2 separate regions of the Mus musculus genome follow, and region 2 is linked to region 1. A link is a loop called in an ENCODE intact Hi-C map of the cell type or tissue named here. Cell type or tissue: left cerebral cortex. All regions are shown on one strand.

Region 1 (8,000 bases):
ATACCCATACACATAAAACCTACTGAATCCATTGAGTATTGCTTGTATGTATGTGTGTTTAGGGTTAACTACTTGAGTCTGGATGACCTGTTTGGGGTTCATCCCTGAAGATTGTTTCTGCCTCACTCAGCAGCTGTTGATAGCCTGTAGCACTTCATCTAAGGTTGGGTCTTGTCAAATTTACCTCAACCATGTTGACATGCCAACGGGGGCTGTCATTATACAGGTGTCGTTTAAGCAGTCATACTTAGAGGTTTCATGGGTGTAGCGTTCCTGTCACTTGGCTCACAGCAAGTATTCTGTTTCTCTGGCTCCGATGTTCTTTCTGCCCCTCTTCTGCGATGTTCCCTGAGCCACCATTTAATCTCCTTTTATAGATGTATATGTTTATTTAAGGAAACTTCTACAGTAGTAGGTCTCCATATGGCATTTTCAAAGGTCTTTACTGTTACATATTCTCCCCATACTCCTTCCTCTACCCTGGCCTCCCAGGCCCCTCCCCATTTAACCCTTCCCATTCTGCTATTTCCCTTTACCTTCAAACCACCTGTAAGCTCTTCCTCTTCTCTTGAAATCCTACCCCGACCCTGGTCCTTTGCTAGTTTCCAGACTTCTACAACTGCTCCACTTTAAACACATCTAAATACATCTAAATAGTCAAGGCTAGCATCCACATTCAGGAGACATCCAGCATTTGTCCTTCTGGATCTGGTGACCTCACTCAGAATGATTGGTTCCAACTCCATCTATGTACCTGGGAGTTTGATCATTTCCTTTTTTCTTTCATCTGAATAAAATCCCATTGTGTGTATGTACCACATTTCCATTATCCAATCATCAGCTGATGGGCATAAAGGCTGTTAGTTTTTTAGCTATTGTGAAGAGGGGAGCAATGAACATGAACAAGTAAGCATCTCTTAGTATACATAGATATACTTTAGATATAGATGAAGTCCTTTGGGAATATGCCCAGGAATGGTACAGCAGGGTCATGTAGGAGATCTATTTCTTAGTTTTTTGAGGAAACCCCGCTTTGATTTCTACAGTGGCTGTACCAGTACTCCCCTTAACAGTGAATATGTGTTTACCTTTCCCTATAGCCAGAATTTTCTTTGTTATCTCTGTCTACCTGTCTGTCTGCCTGTCTGTCTATATCTTAGCCATTCTGATTGGGGTACAATTTAAAGTAATTTGAACTTTCCTGATTGCCAAGGATGTTGAACATTTGCATTTCTTCTTTTGAGAACTCTTGCTAAGTGCCATTGCCCATTTTTTAAAGGATTGTTTGACTTCTTGGTGTTTAGGGTTTGTTTGTACTTTTGTTTTAGTTCTTTGCATATTCTAAGCATGGATTCTCTTAGATATACAGCTGGTAGAGATTTGTTCCCCATTTCCATAGGTTGTCTTTTCACCCACGGGGTGGTGGTGCCCTTTGTTGTACAGTAGTTTTTTAATACCGTGTGCTCCCATCTGTCAATTGTTCTAATATCTGTGCTACTAGGGTCCTGTTCAGAAAACCTCCCTGTGCCTGCAACCTCAGTTGTATCCCATACTTTCTCCTCTACCAGATTCAAAGTATGGGGTTGTATGTTGCGGTTCTTGATCCATTTGGAACTGAATTGTGTCCAGGACAGGAGATTAGGATCTAGTTTTATTTTTCCACAAGTAGTTGTCTAGTTTGGCCAACACAATTTGTTGAAGATGGTGTTTTTCTCCCATGTATATTCTTGCAATCTGTCAAAATGCAGGTAGCTTTAGGAGTGTGGGCTTTATATACATATATGTGTTATCAATTATACAGTATGTATGTTTTTAATGCCAGTAACACTCTGTGATTTTTTTTTCTTGTTTTATTTGGTTTTGTTGGTTTTGTTTTTCAGGACAGGGTTTCTCTGTGTAATAGTCCTGACTGTTCTGGAAGTCGCTGTTAATAAGACCAGGCTGGCCTCAAACTCATAGAGATTCTCCTGCCTCTGACTCACACTGTGTTTTTAAAAATTAAAACCACAAAATATTGAATTATGTCTTTATGTTGTTCCCTTTCCAGGTTTCCCCTCCACAAACCTCCCATCCCATTCACCCTCCCCTTTGCCTCTATGAGGGTATTCCCCCTTACTCCTGCCTCAATGCTCTAGCATTCCCTTGTGCTGAGGTATCAAGCCTCCACAGGACCAAGGGCCTCCCTCCTATTGATGCCAGATCAAGCCATCCTCTGCTACATAAGCAGCTGGAGCTATGGGCCCCTCCATGTGTCCTCTTTGGTTGGTGGTTTACTCCCTGGGAAATCTGGGTTGTCAGATTAGTTGATACTGTTGTTTTTCCTATGGGGTTACAAACCCCTTCAGCTCCTTCAGTTTGTCCCCCAACTCTTCCATTAGGGTCCCTGGGCTCAGTGGAATGATTGGCTGGGAGCATCTGCATGTGTATTGATCAGGCTCTGGCCAGAGCCTCTCAGGAGACAGCTATACCAGGCTCCTGTCAGCAAGTGCTTCTTGGCATCAGCAATAGTGTCTGGGTTTGGTGTCTGCAGGTGGGATGTATCCCTGGGTAGGGCAGTCTCTGGATGGCCTTTCCTCAGTCTCTGTTCCACTCTTTATCCCTGTATTTCCTTTAGACAGGAGCAATTCTGGGTTAAAATTTTGGAGATGGGTGGGTGGCCCCATCCCACAACTGGTATTGGTGCAGAGATAGATAGGTAGATCAATGGAATAGAATTAAAGACCCAGAAATAAATCTATACACCTATAGTCACCTGATCTTTGACAAAGAAGCCAAAACCATCTAGTGGAAAAAAGGCAGCATTTTCAACAATGGTGCTGGTTCAACTGGTAGTCAGCATGTAGAAGAATGCAAGTTGACTCATTCTTATCTCCTTGTACAAAGCTCAAGTCTAAGTGGATCAAGGAACTTCACATAATACCAGACACACTGAAACTTATAGAAGAGAAAGTGGGGAAGAGCCTCAAACACAGTGGCACAGGAGAAATTTTCCTGAACAGAACACCAAATGGCTCAGGCTCTAAGATCAAGAATTGACAAATCGGATCTCATAAAATTGAAAGCTTATGTAAGGCAAAGGACACTGTGAATAGGACAAAATGGCAACCTACACATTGGGAAAAGGTCTTTACCATCCCTACATCCAATAGAGGGCTAATATCAAATATACAAAAATCTCAAGAAATTAGATTCTAGAGAACCAAATAACCCTATTAAAATTGGGGTCCAGAGCTAAACAGCTCTCAACTGAGCAATCTCAAATGGCTAAGAAGCACCTAAGAAATGTTCAGCATGCTTAGCCATCAGGGAAATGCAAATCAAAATGATCCGGAGATTCCACCTCACACCCTCATTTAATTTTTATCTGTACTTTTTTTTTTTCAGTACTGCATACTGACTTAGGACTTTATGCTTCATGCCACATGAGTGTTCTACTACGGAGCCATGCTCCCAACCCCTATAAATTAAATACTCTCAAAAGAAGACTCACAGGAAACTTTCCCTTTTCCTTTTGATGTGTCGGAATTTCTAAAGTACAGTAATAGATATTCTCTTGTATGTAAACAGTGTATTTGGGCTATACCTTCATCTGTGGATGGATGCTTAGGTTTTGTTTACATACTATATCCTTGTGTGTGCTCCAACCCCAGAGATTTGCTGTCTGGAAGGACAAACTTTTTCATTGTTTAATTTCTCATTTCTAGAAGCTCTCCTAATCCAAAGATTATTTATCCTTTATCATCCTCCTTTCCTAAGGAACTTTGTTGTTTAGTTTTCAATGAAGTGTATATTACCAAAGCACAGTTTATGTAACCAAGTCTGCTCACCATCAATTTCCTTTTTAGAAATAGCAGAAAGCCATGTCGGGCCAAGGTCAATGATGAACCGAGTGAATAATTAAGTTAAATAACTTAATGGTCATTTATTAGGTGCCAATGATGTGCCAGGTTCTGTACTAGCATTTTACAGTGTGATCTCATTTATCTTGCTGCATTTATTTGGTGGTTACTGATAATTTTTATATTAATTCCATAGATTAGGAACATTGATAAGGGATTTAAGTAGTTTTCTTAAGAGATAACATTTAGGGGGAAAGGATAGCCAAGTTCTGACTTCCTCTCCCAACCTTAAGTTCACAGCACTATACCAGTATTTCCCAAGCCATCCTACTGATTACGATCACAGACCTGCAAGATGATCATGCACAGCATCATGGAATAGCATCATATTTTCAATTAACCTGCAACTTGCTGCTCAAGTAATGAAGTGTTGTTTTACAGCTCACAGACAGCTCCTACAGCAGTGCCCTCAACCTAGATGTATGTTTTGAGTATTTGCTATTAGAATGGCACAACAGGCTTTAGAGTGATCTGTTTGAATGATAATAACTCACCTAAGTGAGCTGCCCACTGCTATGAAGACTCAACTGATAGTAGCATATCAACAAATCATTTTATAGTGAAGACTAAGTCTTCCATGACTTGAAGTCTGGGGAAGTCTCTCTACTTTCCATAACCTTAAATTTCTTCTGTAAAATTGGGATGCTAAAAGCCAATCTGAAAGACCAGTATGCATATTATAAGTACATTTCTATGCCATGCCCTACAGTTGATGCTAAGCATCCGGTGCTCCTTATAATAGGAAGGCAAATTCCCTGTGGCTCAGTTATGGATATGACCCACAGCTCTCAGCAGTGATCACTGAGCAGTAAGCTAATTGCCCACAATTTCCAGCTGAACTTAGGCTGAAGTCTGAGAAGCATGTGCAGAGGAGCTCCTCTGGCTTTCTCATAGGGCAAGAGTCAGGAGGACAGAAGTACTTTACAAGGAGCTGGAGACAGAAAAGACAAGAAATGAATGGCAGTGTCCCCTAGGTGGTGCTGAATCATCGTGAAAAGAAAATTGGGGCACCTGGTATTTTCAGGGGTGACTTTCTTCTGGTTAGAATTTCAAATAAGAGCAGGACAGCTCCCTGGAATGTCTGGGAAAAAATGACCAGGCAGAAAGAGTCTTTTCAGTAGGACTGGCTATACAATACCCTGGGTCTGCCAGGCCTCTTAGGGCCTTGGGTTTGCTTGTGTTGGAAACAGGAAGCAGGGTCAGGCCAGCTTTTGTTCACTCACTGAGAGTGGCTGGAGCTGTGGCTGATTTCATAGATGAAAACCCATTTATAAGCAACACCGAGGGGAGGGTTCGGCTTGGGCTGTTAACATCACTCTGCTCAGTGAACAGGGCTGAGAGGAAGTGAGACCTCTGCCTGCCCCCAGAACACACATCAATGGCTGCTAGTGAATTTAGCAGGAATTGCCCATTATTATTTAGTGCATAAACACCAAATGGTGTATGTTTCTTTGCTCTGCCCACTTCTTTCTGAACTTGATTGCTGGCCACCTTGTTTTCCTTCGACACAGAAGTAATAGCATCTGATGAAGGCTGTCTAACAACTTACATCTTTGTGACTGTCAGATCCTGGGAGAGGAAACTGAGGTGCTCTGGGGTTGGGTCAGGGCCAGAGATGCTGTTCTTGAGATCTTGGGTCTGGGTCTCTTCTTGAGATCTGGGGTCTGGGTCTCGTCTAGAGGCCATGCACAGAGTTCCTGAGGCTGCACTTCTGGGGTTCATTTCCATTTTGGCAAAATGTGAGTTTGGTTTCCAAGGGAGACTGCTCACATGTATTAAAACGTCTCCACTGCTGAAGTTGCTTTGTGTCGTCCACTAAAGCCTTCTGCCATCAATCCCCATCTTCCAACACGTTTTTCCAGCGTTGTGTCTTTGGGAGGTAACCATAGCAACTAAGCTTATTCAAAAATGACAGAACCTAGGCATCGAAGGGGGAAGTAACCCTGTTGTATTTTACACTGGGAATTTACAGGGCACTAATGAATCTAATCATTGTATATGTTGGATACCGCTGTCTCTGTAGTAGGCACTGCACTACATTAAGAGATTTGATTCTCACAACGACCCTATGATGTAGTCATCGTTATCGGCTTCAGTGGGTGGGTGGGGGGGAATTCTGGGACAGATTTTGATGGTTGCACAGCTATTTTGATTCTCCTATTTGGACTATTGCCCGCAGGAAACTGGGGCATAATCTTCCAGTGTCTGATCTGCATGTGGTAAAATGGAGCCTGTGACAAATGTTGAAAGCAATAGCAGAGCTACAGATCCCCTGCCCCATCTCACTGATACCTCCTTGCAGTATAACGTAGCGCTGGAAAGTAATCTCATCCATTTCTCACAGCAAGCCATGGGACAATTGTGTGTCTATAACTGAGAAAACTAAGAGACCGGAAGGTTAAATGACATTTCCCAAGGTCACCATGTAGCATTTAGAAGAATTAGAAAGTAAGCCCATCTCTGTCTATCTGTTTACCTATCCATCTTCTCTCTCTTCATCCAATAAACTCTGCATTCATTTCATAAGAATGCATGAATTAAAAAAAGTATTCTGTGCCATTGACAAGATTTGAAGGATCACATTTACTTTACTAGAAGAGCCATACTATCTAAAGGGATAATATTTGGCTTGAGTACTAAAAAATACTATCATGGATATAAGCTTTTATATGTGAAATATATATATTCTAATAAAGCTAAAACATCCATATTTATGTATGGGTATAAGGCCATACATTTATCTCTCTAAATTGTCTAAGATTATGAGAGAGAAGAATGTTAATCCTATGATTTTTTTTCACCAAGTAGAAAGTTGGAATATTCTCAAGAAAAAAATCATCTGTATCTTGCAGAGAACATGTTACTCTAGAAACCCAGTGAGAGAGGAAGGGTCAGGTATGCCCACTCATTGAGAACATAGCTGGTGTCTTAGACTTGTGAAGTCAAGTGAACTAAAATCATAATTCATGTTGACACTCAGAAGACTGCATTTAGAATTGCTTTCACAACTTGATGTGGACCGATGTTGGTGGCCTTTTAGAAGGTAGGCACGAGAGAAACCTGGTCTGGATGTCTGTAGTTACTCTTGGTGGTAGTATAAAAGCAGACACTATGAGAGGCTTCAGGCTTCCTTTCTGCTCCAGGGAGCAGATGACAGGGAGATACTTTCTGTGGAGTAAGTGACTAATGAGGAAACTAGCAAGTCAGAGTGATGCTGAAAGGCACCTGCCCTATAGGACTTCCTGCCAGTTTGCAAAGGAAACCATATGGAATCTTTTAAGCCCAAGAACACATTTAGGGGTTCAGTTAGGAACATGGGTAGTGTGAGAGCTGCAGTTATAGAACAAACTGAGGAAAGGAAATATCTCTTCAAGAGTCCCCCCAAAAGTACAAGGATATGCCAGAGCCAGCATCTGGTCATCTTACTTAAAAAAAAAAAAAACATCTTCAAAGGATTACAAGATCACCAGTTTATAGACCTTGCCCTTGTCCCTATTTATCCTGGTCTGGGTGCCAGAGGCAGCACAGTGAATGGGTTAGGAAGAAAAGAGAAAAGGAAAGATGGACAAGCTAGTAGAGGAGACTGACAGCCCCCTCCCCACAAACTAAAAGAACAAAGGACCTAAAATTGGGTGAGAGATGACTTTTAAAGATAGATCAGCAGATGCATTTTTAAGATACCTGAAATTAGGTTCTTCTAACCTCTGGATGTGAATAAACTACTTTCTCATATGCCAGAGGCATTCTTGTTGAGCGAGGAAAGAGCTGACAGAGCCAGTGAGAGAGGACAAAAGAAATCCTAGCTGTTTGCAGCCTCAGGACTGAGCCAGCCCATTGAGTGAACTGGTTTTCTAGTGTGAGCTTGCTGGTGTATGGCACATGATCCCCTAGACTTCTTCTCCTTGCTAGTTACCCCAGCAGCAAGGCTCATATCCCATATGCTCTTCCTTTTAATGTCTGGTAGTCAAAGCATGCCCTGCCTCTTTCTGCTTGGTTTCACATTTTTTGCTTCAGGGTTATATCACCAAGGAGAAAGACTTTTTCCATAAATTGCAGGCAAGAGCTATAAACTCCCTCTGGGTTACTTTGTTGGGCCTTCAG
Region 2 (8,000 bases), 94 kb before region 1:
GTGACCATTTGGGAAATATGATATTGATGGTACCTCAGTCCTATGATCGGGAAGGTTCTGCAGACACTGCACCGCACAGGGTGAGTGACTGTTTCCGCGGCTGACAGGCGGTAGCAAGTTGGGAGCCACAAGAGGACCAGAGGCTCAGACTGTGCCCAAGACAGAAATTTCTCTTCCTTGATTCCAGAGCTCAACACCTGGGAAGCAAGAGGAGGCTGAAACACACATTCAGGGGGAATCTGCCCCCTTTCTTCCCTCTGTTTCCGTGTCTGTTTTCTAAAGACATCTGAAAGCTAGTGGCAAGGCTGCCTCTAAACTCAGGTCGTCCTGGAATCAGCGTGATGCGTAATTTAAGCAAAGTCTTCAAACGTCTGCTCCAGCTCCTAAGGACGTCCAGGCTACCTACCCCTCGGAAGCAGCTGTGGATAGCACTTTCCACGGGACGCAACGTGTAGCTCTCTCCCACGACAGTCGGGATCTGCAAAGGCAACCTCGTGTTAGCCCTGAAAAATGGACTTAGTGTGCCCTGAGTAATGATGCTCACAAAAACGGAGGTCAGGCAAGCAACAATTATTGGGCATCCAAGAACAGAAGAACCAGCACAATCAAAAGAAAAAAGTAAGTTTAAATTTTGTGAAATGGAACCTTTGAGTTGGACCTATGAAAAAGGAAAGGGGGGCGGGAGAGTCACAGGAGGAAGGCATTGAGGTAGCAAAGGGAAGAGGTCTATTGTCTGACTTCTTAGAATCCCAGGCAGGTTATTTTAATCTTTCTTTCCCACCCCACCCCCACCCGATGGAGGTCACAATGACACTGCCTTCAATGGCTTTAAGAAAAAAACCGAGTCAACTGTTTTCATATCATCTCATTTGACTACATGTCAATTCCATGACTTGTTTTGTTCCTATGTCAAAATATCTGACATCAAGAACTTTATAAGAGGAGAGTTTGAGGTTAGTTTGTGGTTTCAGTCTGTGGATTCTGGACTGTGACAAAAAAGAACATCAAAACAGAAGACTGTGGCAAGACAGACCTCATAGTGACCAAGGGGCATAGGGATGAGACGCCCAGGGGAATATATCACTGTTGACCTAGTTCTTTAACTAGGCCCCAAAGAAAGTTTCTACCAATAGTCCTATCAAAGTCTGTCTCCTTCCATGGATTAAGATATCGGTTAGATCAGTGTCTTCGTGATCCAGTTACATATCAATGATAGGATCTACTGGCTGGGAGCTTTTGATTCAGGAGTCTCTTGGGGCACACTTCATATGTAAACCATAACTCTAGTCTTTGAAGTGGGGTGGTAGTCATCATCGTTGGAAGGAAGGAGAGGTAGGAAATGACTCACTATGTCAAAAAGAGATAGCTACACCTTCACGCATTATTTATGGCAGCCAAGATACAAGGACCACCTAGGTGTTTGTTGACATTAGTGAATGCTATTCAGCCTTTAAAATTGGAAGTCGTGTCATTTGCTATAGCATGGATGAACCTGGGAAATATATGCTAAGTAAAATTAAAATTAGTCATACACAGAAATACTGCATAGTCTCCCATACATAGAGAAATCTAAAAAAAAAAAAAGCGGAATTTATAGAAACAGAAAGTGGAATGTGACTTCTTTGAGATGGGACTGGAGTGGGAAAATTAGGGAGATGTTGCCCAAATAGTATAACTTAAAATTTATGATGGATGGGCTCTGAGGATCTAACACACAGCACAGTAATATGTTAGTGATGTCATCTTGTGCCTTTGATATTTGACATGAGACCAGGTTTTGGGTCTCCTCATCTTCCAATTGTGCTCGCACACTGACAGGTGCCCTAAAACATACAGTCCTTGAGAATGGAGAACTTTTGGGTTCCCAGGGAAGCAGACTGGACTCCTCAGCAGGAACAACTGAAGGCTGGCTAATCATTGATGGCTATCAGCTAGGAGCTGAGTTGGACTCTGAAATTTCCTCAAAGTCTCAGCAAATATAGTAAAACTAACATAGCAGCCAACCAGAAACAGACATATGTAACTTCTCTGCCACCTACCAATGAAGGTTCCGGTTACCTAACCCTAGCTAAAATTTCCCTACTTTTCTATTTCTACTTTGCATGCCTTTGTCTGGGGGTCACCATTTTGACAAATGGTTGATCCCTGTGCGCTGGCAATTTCTACAGAAAAAAATGTGCTTTGCCTTTGAATTTGAGTCTGGGGTCTTCCTTCAGTGATTCTTGGACCCTAACAACAGACAGTGACTGTGGGTGTGATGGGTGTGTAAGTGACTGGACGGTGGTGAACATCACACAGTCTTGGGCATGCCTGTGCTGCCTGAGATACACAATGCTGTAACAGACTTTCCTCCCTTGTTCCCTCCCTCCCTCCCTCCCTCCCTCCCTCCCTCCTTTCCTTTCCTTTCCTTTCCTTTGTTTTCCTTTCCTTCCTGTATTTCTTCTTTTGAAATAGTATCATGCAGTCTGGCCTCAAATTCCTGAGCTCAAATAATCGTCCTACCTCCCCATCTCGAGAGTCCCGGGAATAGACACATGCACACAAAACTGCACTTAATATCTTCCATACATATAATTTTTGTTAATTAAAATGTTTTTTTATAAACTAAATAGATCAAGGAATCACTGAGAGATAGCATTTTGCTCAAGATTAAAAAAAAAAAAGCAAGTTTATTGTGAGATTGGGGTATCTCTCTAGACGTTCTCCCTCTTCGTTAAGGGGACAAAATTTGTTAGATTCTATTTATTGATTTTTCATGATTTTGTAGATAATCCAGTGGCTCGATTGTCGTGCTTTCTTGTGGTCAGCCACAGTCACCACAGGGGTATTAACTAAGGGACTAAGAACCTCTCGTGATTTCCAAGATGGCGACGCATTTGGCTCTGTGTGCACATCTGTGTGCACCCGTCACCTTCATTTATTCCCATTTGGACAGGAGTCCCAGTTTCACATCTGACGTCTTGCCCAGCACAGGCAGCCAGGCACACTGCCTGCAATCTCAGAAGTAATTGCAGAGACCCCCTGCGGAGTCCATCAACTCAGATAAACACCCTCCTAATCAGGAAAGTGGCACTTAGAACCACTTTGCTGACAATTAGCCAGACAAAAGTCAACAAACATTTGCTTACTCGTAACAAGATGGCTTGTATTTTAAATTGTTAATAACCCTGTCACCAGTAGAGCATAAGCATCTACTCCCAATGTTATTTAGTCAAAAACCACAACAGCAGCAGCAGCAGCAGCAGCAGCAGCAGCAGCAGCAGCAGCAGACTCATTTCCCATCTTTTGCCCTCTGAGTTCTGATGAACGAACTGGGCCACTCATTAAGAGCATTGCTGACCCAACCTTCTTACTCTGGTGTCCTTACCCCTAATGAGACAGAGAGTCTCAATTCGTATGTAAAACATGAGTGCTCAAAGACTGAGTGAGAGTGTCAGCTTGTGATCCTGACACTGTAGTTGGGATTCCTACTGTAGTGGAATTTAACCTGATGCTTCCCCTTTAAATATCTACATAAAGATCTTCTTCTGTGGATGAATTACCTATTTGGCTAATTTCTTGCAGGTGTTCTATGGAGAAGAATTAAATGTAACTAGGTGGTACACTGGCACAGGCAGGATGGCATTCTGAACGATAATTAGCATTCCTAAGGGATGATTTGAATCACATTGCCAGGACTGGAATTTTCTATTGGAATCTGTCTTGGATCTCATAATGGAAGCCAATGGGATGATAATTTGCTATGCAAATCACAAAGCTGCTTCCCACTGGCCCTCTCAGAAGCCGGGCACTGCATGGTCGGAGGAGGGAGGGGCAGTGGGAGCCAGCAGCTCAGCAGCTCATCGACCTTGATTGAATTTGAAACCAGCGGATTTTTAAAATCCTTTGAGACTAGAGCTAACTTGAAGCCATGAGTGGCAGTCGGAAAGTCACAAAGACTTCTAGAGGAGAGAGAGAAAATGCCCCTCTACCCAGGTCCTTCTATCAAATCCACTTTGAAACTGGCTACTGTTATCAAGTCTGGTGGAACAAGTGGATGAGCAGATTAAGCCTCTTCTGGCTTTCTACTTGCTTGCGTTCTGAGACATGACGTTGTTAAGGATGAACGTCTGCAATGGTGGTTGCCTGAGACATGCCTCAGACAGCAGAAAAACTGCAGTAGGATCTATGTGCTGTTGCAAGCACTGGAAGGGCATTAAAGTATTAATACCTTCACCTGGCATATTTTGAGTCATGTTGTATAGCAGAGAGCAAAGCAAATCGCATAGCAGCTAGAAGCTGATGATTAGGCAGAGCTGCATTAAATCAGGACATCATGAAAACTGCCCCGTATAATATTAGTTTGCTTTCCTTTTGCTGTGATAAGCACCACACTCAAAGACGTCTTGTGAAAGGCAGGTTTATTTGGCTTACAGGTCCCCCTGTTCACCGTCTTCTGTTGAGGGAAATCAGGGCAGGAACTCAGACAGAAACAGAGGTGGGAACCATAAAGGACCACTGCTTACTGGATTGTTGCCCATGGCTTGATCTGCCTGCTTTCTTATTCAATCCAGGACCACGTGCCCATGTGTGGTGACATCTACAGTGGGCTCTTTCATATTAATCGTTAATTAAGAAGAAGCCCTACAGATACACCACCAGATGGAGACATTTCCTCAATTAATGTTCTCTCCAACGAATCCAGTTGTGTCATGTTGATAAAGAGCTCACCAGCACACTCTTTCTTTCTCTCTCTCTCTCTCTCTCTCTTTCTCTCTCTCTCTCTCTCTCTCTCTCTCTCTCTCTCTCTCTTTCTTTCTTTCTTTCTTTCTTTCTTTCTTTCTTTCTTCCTCCCTCTCTCTCTCTCTCTCTCTCTCCCTCTCTCTCTCTCTCTCTCTCTCTCTCTCTCTCTCTCTCCCTCTCTCTCTCTCTCTCTCTCTCTCTCTCTCTCTCTTTCTTTCTTTCTTTCTTTCTTTCTTTCCTTCCTTTCGGCTGAAAAGAAGACTTTAGAGGTTCTCATTCACTAGCTGCAAGATAGCCAAATTCATTGTGTGATTCCCAGCAGAGACGAGGGAAGCAGGCATATATCTGAATGATGAAGACCCTGCCCAGAGCATGGACCTCTGCCCACTGCCTCTCTGGACATTCTCTCTGTCCTCCATAAAACCACACTAAACCAATGAGGCAGATTTGAGTCAGAGAATCTCCTCAGCTTTCCTCAAAGCTGGCTTTGAATCTGTTTCTTTCTAACAATCTCTCTGTCTTTCCTTGTCTCTCTACCTCTATCTTTTTCCCTGTTTCTCTGTCTCTCTCTTTTAAAATAGTAAGCAATATGAACTTTAGAGTCCAGTAACAAGAGAAAAAAAAACCAAACAAACAAAAAAGCCAGGATGTTTGTGAAACCAGTTGGGACCAATGTCAAGATGTATGCTAAGTGTCCTTTGCTTGTTTTAACATTTCTGTACAATTAGGTTTTCATAATTGACATTTCCCACTATGTATCTATGGCACATTTGAACACTCCTCACAGGAACAGAAAAGGAGTAGACTCTATGTTGGGAGCACACAGACTAATCCTGGAAATTCTTCCCCTTATCCACCATAGTTGATGAATTATTTCTGTCTTATTGAGCTTTTCCATAAGACAAGACTCTGTCGACATCTTGCTCCTGAATTAAAACTATTTTCTAATTCCTTTGTCTCAGAGCTGAATCTTGTCTCTGGGGTGAGAACATTTATGCCTCTCTATTGCTCCTGAGACCCCTGCCCCCAACACTCACTGCCAGCAACATTTTAACCTTACTAAAAAATTTAAAACCTGCTGTCAACTCCAGGCAGACAAGCTTCTGTTTGCAATGGTTGGCAGTCACTGCAGAGACCCATAGCTGGTCAAAGTGCAGAAAACAAATGGCTGTTGAGTGCCTGGCCATAAAGGGGACATCTTTATTACCTCCTCCTCAAGGCTCAGGGAGCATCAGAAAGAACATAAGAGCTGGAGGGAATGGGGAGAAAGACAGAATACTGATTTCTGGACATTATGTGGCTGTTGTCTTCAATCTCAGAGCAGCTCTGGTCTCCTGCACAAAGGCTATACAAAATCAAGTCTGTCAGTACCCTGTCATGGGGCTCTGCTCCTCTTGGTGTACATGCAATTAATGATTGATGGAAGAGAAAGAGACGTTGTGTGTGTGTGTGTGTGTGTGTGTGTGTGTGTGTGTGTGAGTGTATGTGTGTGTGTATGTGTGTGTGTGGCGTAGCTATTGGTAAGGTACCCAAATTCTTATAATCAAACTCTCACTTGATGTCCTCCCCAATCTTCTCTATGTACACACTCAATGGCACATATACATGTGCATATACCACTCCCCTCACCCACTGAAGAAGGCAGGGTGGCAGCTTTACACAGCCAGTGTCACTCTTTCACTAACCTGTGGTAGATCAGTATCTAGAGAACATTTGGTTGGGGTAAGAGAAGGAGGTAGATGTAGACATTTCTATTGGTCTATAGGACTGAATTGGTCTCAGTAAGACTCAGCACTAGGCAGCTTCAAAGGCCCCGGCATTAGGGGCGTGCCTATGAACAAAATCTGCTATAGTTGAGAGGCTCTAGGCCCTGTGAGATGGACTCCCATTCCAGCCTGTATTATTTCTGGCTGGAGATAGCAACTTTAGGTTTTGAGTAACTAACTCTCAGTCATAGGCAGTCCTTAGAAGGTAAGGCTGGAATTTCAATTTACATTTGTGCTGGCTGCAATGGTCCTAGGCTTAAGACACCTCCCAGCAATAAAATGGCTATGGAATTCATAGACTTAAGGACCATAACAACAAGTCTGCCTAGATATTCTATACAGGTTTACTGTTAGTGGATATTCCCAGACAAAGCTAGACTTCAAAGATTGGAACAGCCACTGTGGTGGTTTGAATGAGAATGACCCCTATAAACTCATGTTTGAATACTTAGTTTTCAGTTGGTGGAACTGTTTAGGAAGAATTAGAAGGTGTGTCCTTGCTGGAAGAGGCGTGTCAATAGGAGGTGGGTGGGATTTGAGGTTTCAAAAGCCCATACCATTCTCAGTTAGCTCTCTCTGTCTCTAAGTCATGTTTATGGATCAGATATAATATGGATTAGATTCTGATGCAAATAAAATTCCATTTCACCCCTACTACACTATCAAAGGAATCATAGGCCTCTTCTTTTTATTCTTTTATCCCCATAATCTTAATCTTATTTCCCCCTCATTGCTTAGGAGACCCTGACCATTATACTCCAGGCAGACTATTCAACCACTCCCCACATTAAACCTGAGTAATATTTCCTATTGCCTCCACTATCTTCCATCTCTCCCCATCAAACTAGAAGGTGTGGTAGCTTGGTCCTCTCAATTCTCACCTTGACTTTCCTTCCATTTCCTCCCCATCTCAAAACAACGCAGTCTCACATCCCATCCACTCACCCAGTCCCTATACTGAATCCTGGTTGCTGATCTACTCATCCTCACATGAACTGGTGGGCAACCAACAGAACCCCCATTCATTACTATTGGCCAATTACACTCCATTATTTCTTTCTCTGTTTTCCTAATTTTAATACCTATTTCTGGCCTATTGAAAATAAAATGTTTAAATGGACTCAAAGTCCCAGCAGACTAAATACTTCAGTCTTGTAAACTAAAAGTGAATAACTAATTTTATTAGGACATCAAGGAAGAAGGCCCTCCACTGTCAACACCCAAAGCTGATATTCTCCTCAAACTACTCTTTTGTTAGTAGTCCTCAAGGCACTATGCCTCTCTGTCTGTTGCCACAATACCCACCATGATGGCTGTGAACTCTAACCCTCTGGGACCATGAGCCCTCAACTTTAAATGCTTTCTTTATAAGTTGCCTTGGTCATGGTGTTTTGTCAGAGCAATAAAGAAAAATAGCTAAGACAGCTACCCACTTCTTCAATGTACAGACATCAACACAGGATCATAAGGATCAAGAAGAAGATTCTCAAACAGCAGGGGAATGGGTATAAG

Evidence for each region. Hi-C counts contacts between places; a loop is a spot of excess contacts. Peaks named below come from ENCODE experiments on the same cell type or tissue, not always from the same donor. Only the 100,000 strongest peaks of a DNase experiment are listed, where the experiment ranks them.
Region 2: it touches region 1 in a loop (3-fold over the local background); 10 of 42 quality-filtered maps call a loop at or near these places.

Annotation. Positions count from the first base shown.
Region 1 is chr1:63,758,437-63,766,436 of GRCm38, forward strand. The region is part of intron 2 of 4933402D24Rik (RIKEN cDNA 4933402D24 gene); the gene reads right to left. Among named protein-coding and RNA genes, the nearest start is that of 4933402D24Rik, 6.8 kb to the right of the region's middle. In left cerebral cortex, a CTCF peak has its summit at 4,877; DNase peaks (open chromatin) are centred at 4,938, 5,631, 6,065 and 7,090; H3K27ac peaks cover 2,051 bases.
Region 2 is chr1:63,664,367-63,672,366 of GRCm38, forward strand. It overlaps Dytn (dystrotelin), which reads right to left. Exons shown (of 15, transcript NM_001081658.1): 7 at 407-478; 8 at 34-197. Among named protein-coding and RNA genes, the nearest start is that of Dytn, 19 kb to the right of the region's middle. In left cerebral cortex, a CTCF peak has its summit at 4,636 (motif pointing right); DNase peaks (open chromatin) are centred at 3,976 and 4,624; H3K4me3 peaks cover 866 bases; H3K27ac peaks cover 285 bases.